Linked DNA regions of Homo sapiens: region 1 is linked to region 2. A link is a loop called in an ENCODE intact Hi-C map of the cell type or tissue named here. Cell type or tissue: K562. All regions are shown on one strand. Each heading gives the region's core, and the rest is flanking DNA. Links, peaks and the distances in the headings are about the cores only.

Region 1 (2,915 bases), core at 116-2,615, 570 kb after region 2:
GGACTGTCTTCCCTGTCAATCACTTTCTTCCTGACCCATTTCACTTCTTTATTTCATTTCATTTTCTTGCTTGTTTGCCTTTGTTCAGTGCCCATATTAAATTTCCATCTGAGTACATTCTCCTTTGGGTGCTATAGCGAGGTGATGATGACCACGCCCACCCCCACACCCCAAAAATGTCTACTCAGAACCTGGGAATATGATCTTATTTGGAAAAAGGGTCTTTGCAGGTGTAATTAAGTATCTCAAGATAAAATCATCCTAGGTTTTCTGGTTGAGCCCTAATTCCAATTCCAAGTATCCTTAGAATAGAAGGAGAGAAGACACATAGAAACGATGGTAATGTGGGAAGGAAGGTGGAGATTAGAGTGACGCATCTATAAACCAAAGAACAACAAGGATTGCTGGCAGCCCCCAGAAGCTATGAAGGAGAGATAGAGCAGACCCTTCCCTCAGAGCCTCGGGAAGAAACAAGCCCTGCCAGCCCCTTGATTTGAGACCTCTGGCCTCCAGAACTGTGGGAAAATAAATTCCTATTGTTTCAAGCTCTCAGTTTATAGTAATCTGTTAAGATAGCCCTAGGAAACCAATATAAGTACCCTCTTAAAATTTATGTTTCAATCCTAAGATTATTTTTCTTTTTCTTTTATTTTCTTTCTGAGTTCAATCAACACACTGTTCATTACTTCCCATTTTTTTCTAAATCCATTTATATTTTAATTTCTGATTAAAGATAGTTTTTCAGGCCAGGCGCAGTGGCTCATGCCTGTAATCCCAGCACTCTGGGAGGCCAAGACAGGTGGATCACTTGAGGTTAGGAGTTTGAGACCAGTCTGGACAACATGGTGAAACCCCGTCTCTACTAAAAATACAAAAATTCCCTGGGTGTGATGGCGCCCACCTGTAATCCCAGCTACTTGGGAGGCTAAGGCAGGAGAATCTCTTGAACCTGGGAGGTTCAAAAAATAAATATAGTTCTAAAATTTATGTTTGAACCTGGGAGGTTCAAATATATACATATATACACACATATATACATATATATACATATATACACATATATGTATATATATGTATAGCTTTTCACATGTCTATACTTGTTTGAGGTTATTTGAGTCTGGAGTGTAGCATTGCAGTTTTCCTCTGCTTCATGGTCATTTTTGTATTTACCTCCCTTGGAGTGGTGGAAAATTTTTATCACTTGAGGTGTGTTGAGTCTCTTTCTTTAAGAAGCTTTGCATAGATTTATTCCATTTTTTGTAATTCTTTTTGTGGATGTGGGCTAATTTACAAGATTCTTCATTTAATGGTGCCCTCTTCTGTCAATGTGGTGAAGTACAGCTTCTTTAATGATTGTGTTTTGGTACTTGGGGGAGGAATAGTGTGTCTTCCAGGAGATATCCAAGCCTGTTATGCACACCAAAAAATATAAAGCTCTATCTTAAAGGCTTTACCTTTCAAATCCAGTATAGTTGAAATTTATTGTCTCTGAAGGAAGAACCTCCAAGAGCACACAACACGGTGTCCTTGCATTACTGTCAGGTGATAACTTCACATTTCCTTATATGGCATGTTTCCTCTGAGCCATCCATTCCCACCTTCACCCTGCTGCCTCCTCCCATGTGCCCTCTCTCTCTAAAAACCACGTTCTGGTATGTCCCACAAAAGCAAGGAGATGTAAACTAAGAAAGAAGCAGTGTGAGGGAAAAAGGAACAAGATTCACAGAGGAGCAAAGGAAATTCCTAAGATGATGATGAAATGAAGTTCTAGGAGAACACTTGTTTAATGTAGGGTTAGAGATCACCAGTTCAGGAGAGACAGCGCCCCCAGAGACTCCCCTCCAAAATGAAGCTTATAGGCCAGGCGTGGTGGCTCATGCCTGTAATCCCAGCACTTTGGGAGGCCAAAGCGGGCGGATCGCTTGAGGTCAGGAGTTCAAGACCAGCCCGGCCAATGTGACAAAACCCTGTCTCTACTGAAAATACAAAAATTAGCCAGGTGTGGTGGCACACACCTGTAGTCCCAGCGACTTAGGAGGCGGAGGTGGGAGAATTGCTTGAGGTAGGGAGGCAGAGGTTACAGTGAGCCAAGACCATGCCACTGCACTCCAGCCTGTGCGACAGAGTGAGATTCTGTCTCGAAAGAAAGAGAGAGAGAGAGAGGAAGGAAGGAAGGAAGGAAGGAAGGAAGGAAGGAAGAAGAAAAGAGAAGAGAAAAGAGAAAGAGAAAGGAAGGAAGGATTAAAAAGAAGCTTATAGAATATTTAATATTTATAAATAATTGTACCAACAAAAGTTTGACAGCTGTGTCAGAATTTGGGGATAAACTGGTGATATTACAAAAGAATACTAAGCAAACAAAAAAATGTAATCATTAACTCCAGGGTAGGGGGGTGGTTAAAGAAAAGGAAAGAGGCCAGGTGCAATAGCTCACACCTGTAATCCTAGCACTTTGGGAGGCTGAGGCAGGTGGATCATCTGAGGTCAGGAGTTCGAAACCAGCCTGACCAACATGGAGAAACCCTGTCTCTACTAAAAATACAAAATTAGCTGGGCATGGTGGCACATGCCTGTAATCCCAGCTACTCGGGAGGCTGAGGCAGGAGAATCGCTTGAACCACAGAGGCGGAGGTTGTGTTGAGCTGAGATCACGTCATTGCACTCCAGCCTGGGCAACAAGAGGGAAACTCTCTCTCAAAAAAAAAAAAAAAATGCAGGGGGCGGGGAAAGAAAATGTAACCATGAAACCCATACATAACTCAGCTGTAAATAACATTTACATAGTCAAAACATATAATCTTTGAATATTGACTTAACCAAATATGATGCTATTATAACTACATTAGGAGTGGGGTATAGAAGAATTGTGTGTGGATGAGGTGTGAATTGTAAGATGGCTAAATCTTTATCATCTA
Region 2 (2,915 bases), core at 171-2,670:
GGTCTTGCAATAGGAGCAACATCACAAGAGCAGACTCTAGAGTTTCTTAGTCTAATCTAATATTTAAGAAGAAGGTGTTTGGTAGAATGGGCCCGACTCTATGTAAAAGCTTGGGGTTTGGAAAGGAGCAGTGGTCCCGGGTATGGTGTGGAACAGACTCAAATCCAGCTCTGTCTGATCCCCTTGGAGCTTGGGGAAATGATAGGTGTGGCTATATGTGTTTCCTGTGGCTGCTGTAATAAATTGCCACAAACGAGTAGCTTAAAACAAGGCAAATGTATTCTCTTGCAGTTCTGGGGGACAGAAATCTGAAATCGAGGTGTCAGCAAGGCCACACTCTTTCCAATCTTACCCTATAGGGTAGAATTATTCCTTGTGTCTTCTTGCTCCTGGTGGCTCCAGGCATTCCTTGGCTTGTGGTTGTGTCCCTTCACTCTGTGTCTGACTTCACGTGGCCTTCGTCTCTGTGTCTGTGTCTTCTCTTCTGTCTCTTGTAAGTATCCTTATCTTTGGATTTAGGATCTACCTGGATAATCCAGGATGCTCTTATCTGAAGATCCTCAACTTACTTATATCTGCACAGATCCTTTTGTTTTCTTCCTAAATAAAGTTGCATTCACAGGTTCCTGGAGTTAAAATGTGGACATGTCTTTTGTGGGCCACCATTCAGCCCACTGCTCTTGGTAAACACCACTGTCTTAACAACCAGGGACCTAAGCAGCTCTGCGGTGAGACCCTCTAAAAAGATGGAAGGCAGAGGAGAGAAATAAGAGAAGAGGGGAGTTCCAGCATCCCAGGGCAGCAAGGACTGTTGTCATGTGACTCTTTAGGAATGAGTAGCCATGGAGAGAATGGCAGCCTAGAAGGTCCAAGTGCCAGCCGAGTGCATGCAGGTGGGTCATGGCTCAAGGCAGTGCATTCCAAACTCATGTTGGTGACTCAGGAGTGGATCACACACTTAATGACCAAGTTACAACCTGCATTAAACAGAAAAATAAACAAAATAGAAAATAATTGGAATAGCATAGTTTATTGTAAGAAATAAAGGTAAATATTGTTTTGAGAAATGTATGTGTGGGCATGCATGAGTGCACTGGGTCATGATGTAAAATGTCTTTCCCACATAAGTTCCCATCAAAAAGTTTGAAAGCCACCGGTGTATGAGACTCCACCCTGGCACTTTACAGCAGCATGAAGAGGGCTGTGGATCAGGGAATCGTCCTCAGTTCTGGGCATAACATTGGGATTGACCTGGGACCAAGGGAGCTCTGGCCAGGCACAGAAGCAATATCCTGGACAGCCACAAGAGGGAGCGCTCAACTCATGCAAAACCTCCTTTGGAGCTCTCCCCGCCTCATGGCCAGAAGGTGACCTTGCAAAGAAAGTGAGATATGGGTGAAAAAAAAAAAAGGGATTAGGCCAGTAAACAGTGAGATCAGTTAAAAATGTGACATCGATTGTAAGTACAGGTTTGTGAGGCTGGGAAGCTTTCGGATTACATGCAAAAGGAGGGTTTGTATTAAATCTGCAGTTTTCGAACATTGTTTCCCCTCGAAACCCTTTGTTTCTGTGAGATTTTATGCAGAATCCTAATCAATGAAATAATATCCCTGTGACAGGTGTCCTCCCCATGTTGACAGTCTCCAAGGACTGTGTGCAGAGAACTCTAGACCTAATTAGAGGAGCTATAATGAATACACTGGATTAGAAGGTATCTGTAGTCCCTGTTAGTGCTGATTCTTTGATTTTATGACTCAGAACAAAAATCTATAAAAGCTACCAAATCTTGACTTCTTTTTGAAGCCAAGTCTCTGAATGCCCAGCCCAGACACTGGCACAAAGTGTTTAATAATTGAATGTTTGAAGGAAGAGTTTATTTTGCATGCTTCTCTGCAACTGCAGCACCAATAACATAGTGCATAGTGAGCACCCTTTTTAATAGTGAACACTCTTAGAAAGTTGGTGGAGTAAATAAAAGAATGAATGAAATCCTGCCCTAAAATTTTAGATGGCGCCTTCTATCAGTCAAGCCAGCAGAGGGCAGGAGAACTCAGCTTAACAACAGCATTCTCTCTGGTGGGCGGAAGCATCCCAGAAGCATGCGATAAAGGACAGGTCTGGTTGTTTTGTAAGATTAGGAAATGCACAGCCAGAAGGATAAAGACACAAAGCATGAAGGTCCAACCTGGGGATCTCCAAATCTCTGCACACGAACCCCCAGAGCTTTCTCTGTAGATTAATACCCTTATCAGGGAATGGGATTTGGCTGACTGCCGGATACATAGAGAACAGGACAAGAATTGCCAATCTTGCAAGAGTATTTCAACCACTTGGTCAGAGAGATTCAAGGAACCTCACAGTGTACTTGTGTCAAGGAGAGAAGATAGAATTAAAAATCAGAGGTTCGGCTGGGCGCTGTGGCTCACAGCAATTTGGGAGACCGAGGCGTGTGGATCACAAGGTCAAGAGATTGAGACCATCCTGGTGAATGTGGTGAAATCCCGTCTCTACTAAAAATACAAAAATTAGCTGGGCGTGATGGCGCTCCCCTGTAGTCCCAGCTACTTGGGAGGCTGAGGCAGGAGAATCGCTTGAACCCTGGAGGCAGAGGTTGCAGTGAGCCAAGATTACACCACTGCACTCCAGCCTGGGTGACAGAGCAAGACTCCATCTCAAAAACAAAAACAAAAACAAAACAAAAACAAAAACAAACAAACAAAAAACAGAGGTTCTGACTCTGAAACTAGTTATGTGGCCTCGAGAGGGCCCTTTTCCTTCTCTTGGCTTTGGTTTTTCCATATGTAAACTGAGGGGTGGGACTAGATCATTTTTTAGTTTCTGGTCAGTAGGTGGATCCATTTCTGGCTTCAGTCCTGCCCCTGCCCTCAACTCTAGGGGTAATAACAGGAAAGTCA

The links. A loop is a pair of places that touch in the nucleus more often than their neighbours do. Peaks named below come from ENCODE experiments on the same cell type or tissue, not always from the same donor. Only the 100,000 strongest peaks of a DNase experiment are listed, where the experiment ranks them.
Region 1: it touches region 2 in a loop (18-fold over the local background); 13 of 110 quality-filtered maps call a loop at or near these places.

Annotation. Positions count from the first base shown.
Region 1 is chr3:187,111,801-187,114,715 of GRCh38, reverse strand. No RefSeq gene overlaps it. Among named protein-coding and RNA genes, the nearest start is that of RPL39L, 26 kb to the left of the region's middle. In K562, for the core only: a CTCF peak has its summit at 1,317 (motif pointing left); no DNase peak of the experiment used is centred there.
Region 2 is chr3:187,678,198-187,681,112 of GRCh38, reverse strand. No RefSeq gene overlaps it. Among named protein-coding and RNA genes, the nearest start is that of SST, 9.3 kb to the right of the region's middle. In K562, for the core only: CTCF peaks have their summits at 1,305 (motif pointing right) and 2,034 (motif pointing right); DNase peaks (open chromatin) are centred at 1,342 and 2,062.